Regions from separate parts of the Mus musculus genome. Here region 2 is linked to region 1. Evidence: chromatin contacts called from ENCODE Hi-C or POLR2A ChIA-PET data. All regions are on one chromosome and are shown on one strand. The core of a region is the stretch at or near the end of the contact, and the rest is flanking DNA. Distances in the headings are between cores, read along the strand shown. Region 1 holds the start of Zfp358 (zinc finger protein 358). Region 2 holds the start of Trappc5 (trafficking protein particle complex 5).

Region 1 (6,553 bases), core at 2,351-4,850:
GGACAGCCAGGGCTATACAGAGAAACTCTGTCTCAAAAAAACAAAACAAAAGTGTTTTGTTTTATTTATTTTCTAAAAGATTATTTACTTATTTAATGTGAGTACACTGTTGCTGTCTTCAGACACACCAGAAGAGGGTATCAGATCCCATTACAGATGGTTGTAAGCCACCATGTGGATGCTGGGAATTGAACTCAGGACCTCTAGAAGAGCAGTCAGTGCTCTCAACTGCTGAGCCATCTCTCCAGCCCCATTTTGTTTTATTTTGTCTACACAAATTTACTTAATGCAGGTTGCTGGGTAGAGACCAGAGGAAAATTTGTGGAGTTGGTTTTCTCTTTCTACAATGTGTGTAAGGAGGGGGATTGAACTCAGGCCGCTGTCAGGTTTGACAGCAAGCATCTTTACCCACTAAGCCATCCTTCTGGCTTTCACCTCTTTTTTTTTCTTTTTTAACTCACTGTGTAGATCAGGCTGGCAGGCTTCTCCCCTCTGAGTGCTTAGGTTAAAGACGTGCACCACCATGCCTGGCCACATCACAATCTTTTCAATTGTGCCAAATTGGGCCAAATGTTACTGGGTCCTGTCTCTTAGCAGCAGACCATCTATCTAGTTGAAAGTCAAAACTGGCCAGGCAGTGCTGGCTCATGCCTCTTAATCACTGAGCCATCTCTCCAGCCCCAAGAACATTTTGTTTTTAGTTGCTTTTGCTCCTGCCTCTATCTCCCAAGTGTTAGGGAGTGATAGGATTGGTCAGTGGATAAAGGCACCTCCTGCCAACCTGGTAACCTGGGTTCATTTCTTGGAACTCTTATGAAAGAGGGAGAACGTTGACTCTCCTGTGTTGTCTGTCATCTGACTTGCACATATGGGCACTCACTGAAGCCTTCTCTACAATAAACACATTGTTTAAAAAATATTTATTTAAAAAAAAATGGGCTGGTGAGATGGCTCAGTGGGTAAGAGCACCCGACTGTTCTTCCAAAGGTCTGGAGTTCAAATCCCAGCAACCACATGGTGGCTCACAACCATCTCATAACGAGATCTGACGCCCTCTTCTGGAGTGTCTGAAGACAGCTACAGTGTACTTATATATAATCAATAAATAAATCTTTAAAAAAATATTTATTTTATGAATATAAGTGTTTGCTTACATGTATGTATGTGTGCTGTGTGTATGCCTGGTGCCAGAAGAGAATGTTAGATCCCCTGGAACTGGAGTTACAGAGGGTTGTGAGCTGCCATGTAAGTACTGGAAACTAAATCTGAGTCTTCTGCAAGAGTTGCCAATCCATCTTAACAGCCCCATAAATGTAATTAAAAAAAAAAAAAAAAAAAAAAAGCAAGGTCGGGGGGCTGAAGAGATGGCTCAGTGTTTAAGCACACTGACTGCTCTTCCAGAGGTCCTGAGTTCAAATTCCAGCAACCACATGGTGGCTCACAACCATCTGTAATCAGATCTGATGCCCTCTTCTGGAGTGTCTGAAAACTGCTACAGTGTACTTACATATAATAAATCAATCTTTTTTTTTTTTAAGGTGGAGGCAAAAGTATTAGAAGTTTAAGGACATCCTCAGCTACATAGTAAATTTGAGGTCAACCTGGGCTACAAGAGACCTTGTAGAGGAAAAGAGGAGGGAAGGGAGGGAGGAGACTAATATCTGTGTACAGTGAGACTGATCTCAAGGGGAAAAGAGGGTGCTCTCTGGAAGGGGGTGTTGGGAGACTTCTGTGGGTGGCATGGACTCAGGCTGGGTAGTTTTAGGGAAAATTATGGTTAGTGCCATGGTTATGGTTAATCCCAGTCTGTGGCTGGGATTCCAGCTACTTTTATCTCAGCGATGTGGGTGGGTTGAAAGTAGTGTGGGTTATGGCTGGCAAACGGGCAGTCATGTGTGTTATGGGGACAAGAGGAGATGTGTGGTCATTGTTCTAGCTGCAACCTATTCTTGTGTCTATCTTAATTCAGCTTTGGTCAGAGGGTAGCCTTGCTGTACCATTAATTTCTCTTTGTGACCACTGTTTATACTCAGGCAGCAACATCCAGAGTCCAGCTGCCAGATCCCCCTGGGCTTGTTTTCATTCCCCCTGCGGTGGAGGGAGCTGGGGCTTTAAAGTGTGGTCTAGAGCCTTCCTTGGTCCTGGCTAACGTCTTCCAGAAATCAGCTCTTGGTCCAGCCTCCTGGACTGCCTCTGGTGTCACCTGTCATTTGAATAGGAAGCTGAGAAAATGGAAGGATCAGAGGGCAAAAGGTTACCTAAAATTAGTGAAAGATTCTACTATCAACAAAAACTCTGTGTGTGTGCACTTGTGTGATAGAGACAGGGGAGGGGGAGAACTTGTACTTACACATATATGTGGACTAGAGAGATTGACTTCAGGTGTCTTCCTCAATGGGTCCCACCTTATTTTAATTTTTTAAAATTGCATTTATTTATGTAGTGGTGTGTGTATATCTTCCATGTGGAGGTTAGAAAATAGTTTGATCTTTCCACCCATGTTGGTCCTAAGGAATCAGACTCGGGTCCTTGGCCTTTCACCAAGCACCTTTACCCACTAAGCCACTTGGTTGTCCCTCCAACCTTACTTTTTGAGACACAGTCTCACAATGACCCTGGGAGCTCACTGATTCAGCTAGACTGGCTGGCCAGTGAGCCCTTGGGTCTTCTTGCCTCAGCCACCTCAAAGCTAGGATTCTAGATACCCACCACTGAATCTGTCCTTCCACATAGGTGACAGAGATCTCAAGCCAGGTCTTCAGCTTCTGCAACAAGCAGTTTACCGACTGGGTCACCTCTCTAACCACCTGTCTTACCACAAACCATCACCCACTGAGCCATTTTGACAGCCCTAAACTTTCTGAGATAATACTAGATGAAGAAAAGACAAGTGCATATTTAAATTGCAGGCCTTCTCAAAGCACACCCTCCCCCGGCCTCTTGCTTATATAATTTGAGTATCATGATAGCTGGTGTTTGAAACAAGATAGAGAAATGAAAAAGAAGGCAAGACAAAGGTAGGCAGAGACAAAAGGCAGAGGCAGAGAAAATGACTGGGCCAGAGGCAAAGAAATTAAAAGAGGAAAAAATAAATTACGGTAGAGAAGGAGAATGGGGAAAAAAGGAGGACTGGAGAGATAGTTCAGCATGTAAAAGTGCACGGCCAAGCCTGCAGACCCTGGTTCTATCCCTGGGATGGAATAAGGAGAGAACGGACTCCTGGAACTTATCTACTGATTTCCCCATGCGCAACACGGCATGCATAGGCACTGAATCCATTTTTTAAAGAAGATAATGAAAGAGATGGAGAGGAGGGGACAGAATGGAAGAAAGATGGACAGATGGAGACAGAGATACAGATGGAGAGTCAAGATCGGGGGTCGGAGAAGGGGCCCGAAAAGTCACATGGGTGCATGGAGGGTTAGGGTGGCGCGGGTTGGTAGGGCGCAAACAAAGACTGGACGCGCGCCAGCTCGGGTGGCCCTGGTCGGGACAAAGGCTTGGCCCGGGGGCGGGGGGGTGGGGTGGGGCGGCGCGGGGGCAGCGATGGCGCCGGCCGCGGAGGGCTCGAGCGAACTACAAGTCCCAGCAGCTCCCGCAGCGGCCCTCGGCCGGCCCCTCTCGCTCCCCGGGAGTGCCTGGCGGGGCCGCTGGGCCGAGGGGGCCGCCAGCGGGTCTGGCGATCGGTGGGGTTTCCTGCAAGCCTGGGGCGGGGAGACACCGGCTGGCCAGCGCGAGTGCAGCCAGGCCGGGCAGGGGCGAGGGGCATCGGGTGAGTGACCCCGAAAGCGGATCGGGCTGGATTGGGGAAGGCTGGACAAAAGGGGGAGGTGGTTGGGAGGAGACCCCTCAACACTAAGAGCAGGGTGCGGGGCGCGGCCCCAGGCTATCTCTACGCACCCCTTGCAGAGTACATGGTGCCAGCGCTCTACTTGGGGGGTCAAGGTGGCGGACGCGGTGGGAAGGGGGTCCGGAGGAGCTCAGGCCTAGTACGTTTATCCGGCCAACGGCGGGACCACCCCCTAATCTACAGTGAATCTGAGATCCGGATGGGTGGAGGCGCCCGCTAGCTCGGAACCCACAGAACAGAACACCTCCTTGTTTCAGAAGGGGGTTCTTTTTTTCTGGAAACCAAGAGAAGCTTGGGGCATTGTTCTTCCTATGTGGGACTTTATACTCCATAGTGTGTGTGTGTTCAGAAGGGAGGTGTCGTGTTACCTCAAGAATCCCAAGAAAAATCCCAGTTATTGTTATCTTCCACATTCAGTCTTAGGATGTAGAGCTCTGGAAGCTCATTTTCCCAAGAGATGATCGGGGTGCACCTGCCCTCTGCACATCTACGAGACAGATGTGAGTTTCCATTCAAGATGGGAGTTCATGAGGCTGCTTCCTTCGAAGGCAATCTAAAAATACCTTGTCTCCAGAAATCTGGGCGGAGACCCCGGGGTACTGCCCACTAATCTCCAGCAGTTGGGCCTAGGTAGAGAAACTGTTGGGGGAAACTCAGCGCCCCTCTGTGTACTATCTCCTGACTGTGAGGTTGGGGTCAGGTAGGTCTCCCTAGTCCCCTGGAGCCCAGCCCAACAAAGAGTTCACTTAGCCCCAAGGTAGAGAGGTGTTACTCTTTCTCCACATCTGCCTCTTTCCCTAAAACAGTCTTCATACCCTAATCAAGGAGTGTGTGGTTCAGGAACTCCCTTCCCTTGAAGACATTCCTCCTCAGCCCTCTGTGCCCCACCCCCCAGTTCTCTCTGTAACCCCCCAGAGGCCCCCCCCCAAGCTATAGTTATCACCGGCTCTTCACCAAGGGGTTAAAATCCACAATCTTATAAGCCAATTGGAAAATTGCTATATTAACTGCTCTCTCCACCCTCTGGCTGTGGAGTTCTTAGTGATCCTTCTGCCCCTTTCCCCAGAAGGGGGCCATGTATGCACCCCTCCTTAGTTTTGAAAAACGTTATTATTTTGTAGCCCAGGCTGATCAGATCTGCCAGCCTCATCCTCAAAAGATGCTGGGATAACAGATGTGTGCCACCACTGCTAGCTCAGGTTTCCACTCCCTGTCCTCTGGTTTAAGACAGAACATATCTCACTCAAGCTAGAATTCTAGAGAGGTCTAGAATTCTTTCCTGGAAGCAAACAAGGAGCCCTGCAGTTTTCACCGTGACAGAGAAGGACTACTAGGTATCCTTAACTTCCCATCCTTACCACTACCCATTCTACTTCGGTAAGACAAGTCACACACATTCCCCTCTTTATCAGGGACCCCCAGATCTACCAGTTTGCAGGGTGGGGCAAGAATTCAGACCATGACCTCATGAAAAAAGAACCACAACACCCTTTCCCCCAGATTTAGGGTATCAGATCTGAGAACCGCCTTCCATAACACCCAAGTCCACGTACTACATAGAGCTCGGGATGGGGGTCTGGGATGCCGCTCAGAGGGTGGAGTGCTCATCTACCATTCAGGAAACCAGTACCACATAAGCTGAATATGCTTGTGCACTCCCTGTACTTCCGCACAGGAGGTTGAGGCAGGAGTATAAGTAGTTTAACATCCTCCTTGATTACGAGTTGAGAGACAGCTGGAGCTATGCAAGCCCCTGTTCAAAAAAAAGAACAAGATCCCAAGATGGCCCCCATCCAGGTTTGAGGTGAAAAGTGAGAGTCCCAGCACTAGGATCCTTCTCTTCCAAATCCTAGCTGGGACACCGGTTAGGACTCTTCCTGTGGTTAAAGTCAAGAACAAGAACTGTATATGTTCACCAGGGACTTTGGTGTGGCATGGCCAGTCCTCTCTCCCCAAGAACCTCCCTCCACCAACCTCCTGTCCTCATACTGCAGGTCCTGTTCCAGAAGCTGCAAGCAGTTCTACTTTCAGGATGAGGCGCTCAGTTCTGGTTAGGAATCCGGGCCATAAGAATCTTAGGCCCCTTTATGGAGACCTTCACTCAGACCCAGAAGACCTGGACTCCAGTCCCAAAGATCCTGATCCTATTTCTGAAAGCCCTGAGCCAGAGCCAGAAGACCTCAACACTGTCTCAGAAGATGGAGACGCCAGCTTAGAAGATCTGGACCCTGAAGCAGACGAAGCTCCACGATCCATCTTGGGGAAGCCAGACTTGGATTCCCAAGATCTGGATCCCATGTCTTCGAGTTTCGACCTCGATCCTGATCCTGACGTGATTGGCCCGGTGCCACTAGTTCTCGACCCAAGCAATGACACCCCCAGCCCTGCTGCTCCAGATGTGGATTCCCTTCCTTCTGGCCTCACTGCCACCCCCGAAATCTTGGCCACCAGTCCAGCGGTGCTTCCTGCCCCTGCCAGTCCACCTCGTCCGTTCTCTTGTCCTGATTGTGGGCGAGCCTTCCGTCGCAGCTCTGGGCTGAGCCAGCACCGACGCACACACAGTGGAGAGAAGCCTTACCGCTGTCCCGACTGTGGCAAGTCATTCAGCCATGGCGCCACACTGGCCCAGCATCGTGGCATCCACACAGGTGCACGGCCCTACCAGTGTGCTGCCTGCGGCAAGGCCTTTGGCTGGCGATCCAC
Region 2 (6,553 bases), core at 1,185-3,684, 180 kb after region 1:
ACATTTCTTTATTGTAGTAGTCAGGGTTCACTAGAGTCACAGAACTTATGGGTAGTCTCTATATAGTAAAGGGATGAACCACTGAGCCATCTCTCCAGCACTAAAATGTACTAAAGCATTTAAAAAATAGTATTTTGGGCCAGGGGATGACCTCGTCTGTAAAGTGCTTGCTGCACAAGGATTAGGGTCTTGCTTCAATTCCCAAAACCCACATGTAAGGCCAGACATATAGGCGCACAACCGTAATCCCAGAGCTGAGGAGACAAAGACAGGGGAGGGGAACTCTGAGGCTCATGGTCTGCCATCTCAGTTGAATTAGGGCGCTCCAAGACCCAGAAAGAGACCATATTTCAAAATGAAGCCAACACCAGGTGTGGTGGTGCACGCCTTTCATCCCAGCACTCAGGCAGCAGAGGAAGGCAGGGTGTGAGTTCGATGTCAGCCTGGTCTGAACATTCAAGGTTGTCTTCTGGCCTCCACAGGCACATAGCCCCCTCCTCTTTCTTCTCCTTTTCTTTTCTGAGACAGGATCTCATTATGTAGACATGGCTGGTGTGGACCTCCCTGTGGAGACCAGGTTGTCCTTAAACTCATAGAGAGCCACTTGCCTCTGCCTATTGAATGCTGGTATTTATTCGTTTATTTTTAAAATTTTGAATTCTTTAGCTAGAAAGCCCCACATTGTTTTCATTTCTTCTCATAGTTCTTTTAATTCTTCTCTCAGATATCACGCCCTGATAGCAGCCCCGCCTCCCTCCTCTCCTCCAGCTCCCTCCCTTTCACCATCCCTCTCCCCCAGATCCACTCCTTCAGAAAAGGGCAGGCCTCCCAGGGATCTCAGCCAATCAAGTTGCAATGAGACTAGGTACATCCTCTTATATTTAGCCTGGACAAGGCAACTCAATAGGAGAAAAAGAGTCCCAAAAGCATGCTAAAGAGTCAGAGATAGCCCCTGCTCCCACTGTTAGGAATCCTACAGGAAGATCAAGCTACAAAACATAATATGTAGTCAGAGGATCTATGTCTGACCCACGCAGGCTCCCTGACTGATTGGGAAGGGAGGAGAGAGAGAGAGAGAGAGAGAGAGAGAGAGAGAGAGAGAGAGAGGCGGAGAGAAGAGGAGAGGCCAGCCAGGAACCTGTGGAGAGAGGGGGAGGGGGATGAGGAGAGAGGGAGAAAGGGGTCAGGGAGGGAAGAGAGTCAGAGAGAGTAAGAATGTCTTCCTGTGGGGTCATGCTCTCCCCTTCAGCTTCTTCAATCCTTCCCCTAATTCAAACATAGGGGTCCCCGACTTCAGTCCAATGGTTGGGTGTAAGTATCTGCATCTGTCTCAGTCAATGCTATGAATTTTTAAATTAAGCATATGGGGCAGTGGCATGGTTCATCTGTAAAGCACTTGCCTAGCCATTGTGAGGCCCTGGGTTTCATCTGCAGCATTGTAAAAGACATAATTAAACCTGCACCTGACTTATGCAGGTTGGAGATATGAATAGACTCCAGGAGAAAATGACCTACATTCTTTCTGCCGCTTGTGTTTCCTCTTAAAAAGATCAGCTAAACACGGGAAGCTCTGGGCACATATATCACCTTAATTTTGTTGTCATCTTGGTCTACATAGCAAGACTGTTTCAAACAACCACCAACCAACCAATATACAGCACAAAAAATTAAGGGGCTGGGGAGGTGTCTTAATAGATAAAGTACAATTGTAAAGATCTGAGTTTGATCCTGAGTACCTACATTAAAAAAAAAAAATTGCTGGGTGTGTTGGTCACACCTGTAACCCCAGAACTGCCAGCCAGTGAGGTGTTTGTGGGGCAGACAGAAGGATTTTCTGAGATGCTTGACAGCTAGCAGAAATGGTTACCCCAGGTCCAGTAGTTAGACCCTGTCTTAAAATAAGTTCCAGAGCAATAGAGATAGACTCAGTGTCAACCTCTGGTCTCTGCACACAGGAGTGTTGGGCACATGAGACACACTGACACACAAAGGGAGGATAAGGATGGTCAGACGCCTCCGCAGGTAAAACTACTACTACTTCTAAAACACTGCAGCTACACCATCTGTGAAAGATGGAAAAACACCCCCAGATCAAGCGTTCTCCTTCACCCACTGGTAAAAAAAAAATCACGTGTCAGGGGAAATTGCGTGTAAATACATCACGTCTACAGTTCACGTACTTACATACTTAAGAAGATACGTGCCCGAGGGCATGCACGTGCTCCTGGGATAGAATACTTTGCATACTACACTCTTGCTCAAAAGCCAGCTTTTATAGCAAGATCTCATAGCCCAGTGCCCACCAGCGTTCTGCGCCGCGGGGCTTGGACACGGGCGCCCCCTTGCGGCCCCTCTCGGTCACCGCATTGCCCCGCCCTCCGTGCGCAAACGAGCTAGCCCGCGCACGCCTGCGCACTCACAGGCCTTTTACGACGCCATCAAGGAGTTCCGCTGACCCGCCCGCAGCACAGTTCCGGTTGAGACCTTTCCCCGCCCGAGAACCTTCTCCGGCGCGCTCGGGCCTCGTCTTTTTTTCTGTGCGTCCGGAGCAGCGTTCCCGGGTCAGTCTGCTTTGGGTTTCCCCTGGGGGTGATGCGGGTTCCGCGGTCCCGGCCGGGCGTCCTAGAGCAGCCCAGTCGAGCATTCTGCACGGTTCCTTTCCCCAGCTGGGGAGCCGGACGGTCCATCCTAATCTCCCAAGACCTGGCCCGTGGGACATGCTTTGTAGGGGAGGGTTGTCGGCTCCAATCCATTCTCCAGAAGCCATGAAGGCTTCACCTGGTGGTCTCCATTCACTGTTGTGACTCCCGGCTGCCGGCACGGGAGGCCCAGAGGCTCTCACCGCTTCCTCCTGCCTCCTCCACTAGTGTCCCCATCATCCGTGCAGTTTTCTAGAGACTTTGTGGGAGTATGAGTTCCGACGGGATCTCTTTTAGAGTTAAGGGTCACCGTGGAAACGGCTTCCTTCATGACAAATAGACACTTCCGCCGCTCCCCAACCTCATGTTACAGGGTTGGGAATTTTTTGCACCCCCTCCTGGCTTGGCCTTGGCTCACCGGTGTCCCTTACTGTCACATACTTTTCTAGCTTTCCTGGAGGGGTTGGGCAGGAAGGTCTCTAGGGTAGTCAGAGCTGGAGCACATGCCGGCTAGGGAAAACATAATTGACTGTCCTTTGTCCCCTCTCCATTCACCAATGTCCCGCCCCCGCTTTAAAGACAGAGTGTATTAGTGCTTTTCTCCTTCTTGTTGTGGTCATATATACCCGACAAAAGCAACCAGAAGAAGGAAAGGTCTGTTTATTCGGCTATTGACACATGGTTTCAGGAGCATGAGGCCGCTGGCATTGCATCCACAGTCGAATGCTGGCGCCAAGATCACTTCCTTCTTTTTACCTTAGGGTGGTGATGCCTGTATTCATACTGGGTCTTCCCTCTGGAAATCCAGAGACGTGTTTTCATGGTGATTCTAAATCTAGGTCGTGAAGACGAACCATTGCACAGGGTCTCACTGTGCTCTAGGCAGTCCTGGAACTCACCCGGGCTGGCCACTTTCTGCCATCTTACTGCCTCAGTCTCTGGAGTGCTGGGGCTGCAGGTGTGCTCCTCCAGTTTTGTGGCCTCTCTGTATTCCACCTTTTTGATTGATTGATTGACTAATTAAATTTTTTTGAGACAGTTTCTCTGTGTAACAGCTCTGGCTGTCCTCAGTCTCACAGAGATGCCTCTGCTTCCTGAGTGCTGGGATTAAAGGTGTGCATTCATCATGTGTGGCACCTTAAGTTTTAACCATTCCCCTGCCACATGCCAGCTTCTTAAAAATTACATTAAAATTTTTTTTAGATTTATTTATTTACATTTAAAAAATTTATTCATTGCATGTTTGTGTGCACATGTGTGTATTTGTGAGTGTGCATGGGGGTAAAGGGCAACTTTTGAGAGTGAGTTCTCTCCTTGTACTCTGTGGGTTCTGGGATCAAATGGGGCTTATCAGGCAAGTGTCTTTACCTTCTGAGCCATCTTGCCAGTTCCACTGATAGTTCTTTGGGAAGACTTCTTATTTGTTTGAGCTTGATTTTATGTGTATGTGTGTTCAGCCTGCATATATGTATGTGTAATGTGTGTGTGCCTGGTGCCCTAAGTGGTTAGAGGATCTACTAGATCTAGTTACAGGTTGTTGTGAGTCACCATGTGGGTGCTGGAATTCAAACTCGGTCTCTCTATAAGAGCAACAAATGATCTTCTTTCGCTCCAGCTTTTTTTTTTTTTTTTTTTTTCCTTTCAGTAAGAAAGGGTCTCATGTAGCCTAGGTTGGTCTCAAATTCCCTATGTAGCAGAGGATGACCTCAGACTCCAGATCCTCTTGCCTCTGCCTTCACCTCCTGAGTTCGGGGATTACTGATGTATGCTCGGAGTGCACTGTACCGACTGAGCCTTACCCGCAAGTGCTTTTCATGAATAAGAAATCTCTTGAGTCTCCAACTTTGGGGTAGTTTCTATCACTCCCTTTTATTTCCCTTGAAAGATTTCTTTTTAATTTTAATTGTTTTTATTTATATGCATGTGTGTCTGAGTATGGGTTTGTGCGTGTGGTGCAGGGCAGGGACCAGAGGCATTGATTCTTCCTGGAACTGGAGTTACAAGTGGTTGTGAGCCATGTGGAGTGGGTGCTGGGAACTGACTTAACGTGCTTTGCAAGAACAGTATGTGCTTTGACCTGCCGAGCCCTCTTCTCTAGTCCTCTTCGTTTCCCCTTTGACAGGCAAGATTATAAAGCTCTCACTCTAGTATTTGTGCTTTGCTTGCTAAATGTTATGGGGTGTGTTTTACCAGCAGTTTAATGTCCGCTTCCCTTCTGGTCTGTTTGGCACTAAAGTTCTCAGCGCTAGTCCAGATGGGTTGTATAGGTATCCTGGTTCTCCGTGGTGCCAGGCCTCATCCACCCATTGCCCTGACTTCTGGTCTCCCTGCAGGACTGCATCATGGAGGCGCGTTTCACACGCGGGAAGTCGGCGCTGCTAGAGCGCGCACTGGTGCGGCCCCGCACCGAGGTGAGCCTGAGCGCCTTTGCCCTTCTCTTCTCCGAGCTGGTGCAGCACTGTCAGAGCCGCGTTTTCTCTGTGGCCGAGCTTCAAGCACGCTTGGCTGCCCTGGGCCGACAGGTGGGCGCCCGAGTCCTAGATGCCCTGGTGGCCCGTGAGAAGGGTGCCCGGCGTGAGACTAAGGTGCTGGGCGCATTGCTCTTCGTCAAGGGTGCGGTGTGGAAGGCACTGTTCGGCAAGGAGGCGGACAAGCTGGAGCAGGCCAATGATGACGCCCGCACTTTCTACATCATCGAGAGGGAGCCGCTCATTAACACCTACATCTCCGTGCCCAAGGAGAACAGCACACTGAACTGTGCCAGCTTCACAGCGGGCATCGTGGAGGCTGTGCTCACGCACAGCGGCTTCCCTGCCAAGGTTACGGCGCACTGGCACAAGGGGACCACACTCATGATCAAATTTGAAGAGGCTGTGATTGCCCGAGATCGGGCCCTGGAGGGACGCTGACCCCACAGGAGATAAAGGACGAGCAGATCCTGTTCCCAAGCTTGTGTTGTGTCTTGTGTAGGGGCGTCAGATCTGCCCAGATCCTGATCCTGGTCCTGAGTCCCAGACTAAGGGAGTCTGAAGGCAAGCTTGTCAGGCATAGATGGAGAGTAAGGAAGTGGGCAATGGCCGACTTGGCTTCTGGCTTTCAGTTAAGGTTGGAGGCTTGGATGTATCGGGGAGATAGGGCACTTACAGAATTATTGTTGGAACCTGCAGTCTGGAGAGGTGAGGGCGGGGATATGAGGTTAAGAGGGACCGGGACCTGGCAGACTGCCAGTGCTATAGCCCAGTTTGTAGAGTGCCGTGGGTTTGATTCCTTATGCCACATAAAGTGGGTACAAATTGTCTTATCCCAGCACTAGGAAGGTAGAGAGAGAAAGATGGTAAGTTCAAGGCCATCCTCTGCTACTTAGCAAGTTTGAGACCAGCTCTGGCAGCACAGCCTCTTAAGTGTCAGGCAGGTGTACTCTTCCTTTGAAACTGTTTTCTTCAAGTCTCCATTTGTTCTAAAAAACAAAAAACCCAAAAGCCAGGTAGTAAAGGGGAGGGTGTGGCTATGTGCCTAAAATAAATGTAGAGTGGTTATTCGCCCTTTAGACATCGGCTACTCAAAGTGGCTTGTGGACTGTCAGCATCAGTATCAGCATTATCACTACCAGCAGCAACACCAACGTCACCATCCTCGTCCCACATGCAGGATCACTGGTCCACCCCTATACCTCCTGGACCAGAAGTGTGTATTCCAGCCCCTTTCTCAGAGGTCTCCCTGGGACTCTTATTTCAGGGCATCAGAGTCACCCGAGGGACCAAGAAACTCAGCTGGTTTCAGAACAGAACAGAACTGTAAGTTTCACCCCTACAGTCAGATTCTGTAGGTTTGGGGTGTGCATAAGAATTTGTTTTTGGTACATTCTGGAGAGCTGCTGGGTGCCCCAGGGATCACACCGAGACCAGTGGCACACC

The links. Hi-C counts contacts between places; a loop is a spot of excess contacts on that map. ChIA-PET counts read pairs that join two places held with the same protein, here RNA polymerase II (POLR2A).
Region 2: POLR2A ChIA-PET joins it to region 1 with 13 read pairs in Patski. The contact joins the promoter of Trappc5 here to the promoter of Zfp358 in region 1. A Hi-C loop is called at or near these places in 1 of 37 maps with a recorded cell type or tissue (heart). POLR2A ChIA-PET finds 5 or more read pairs at or near these places in 3 of 5 experiments (Patski and embryonic stem cell).

What each region holds. Positions count from the first base shown.
Region 1 is chr8:3,489,538-3,496,090 of GRCm38, forward strand. It overlaps Zfp358 (zinc finger protein 358), which reads left to right and starts at 3,601. Exons shown (of 2, transcript NM_080461.2): 1 at 3,601-3,772; 2 at 5,845-6,553. The coding sequence starts at 5,883.
Region 2 is chr8:3,674,043-3,680,595 of GRCm38, forward strand. It overlaps Trappc5 (trafficking protein particle complex 5), which reads left to right and starts at 2,435. Exons shown (of 2, transcript NM_025701.4): 1 at 2,435-2,561; 2 at 4,973-6,553. The coding sequence starts at 4,982. The coding sequence ends at 5,548. Gm45231 (a long non-coding RNA gene) reads right to left here and starts at 2,357. Exons shown (of 2, transcript XR_870093.2): 1 at 2,185-2,357; 2 at 1-564. It also overlaps a transcript of Fcer2a not described here.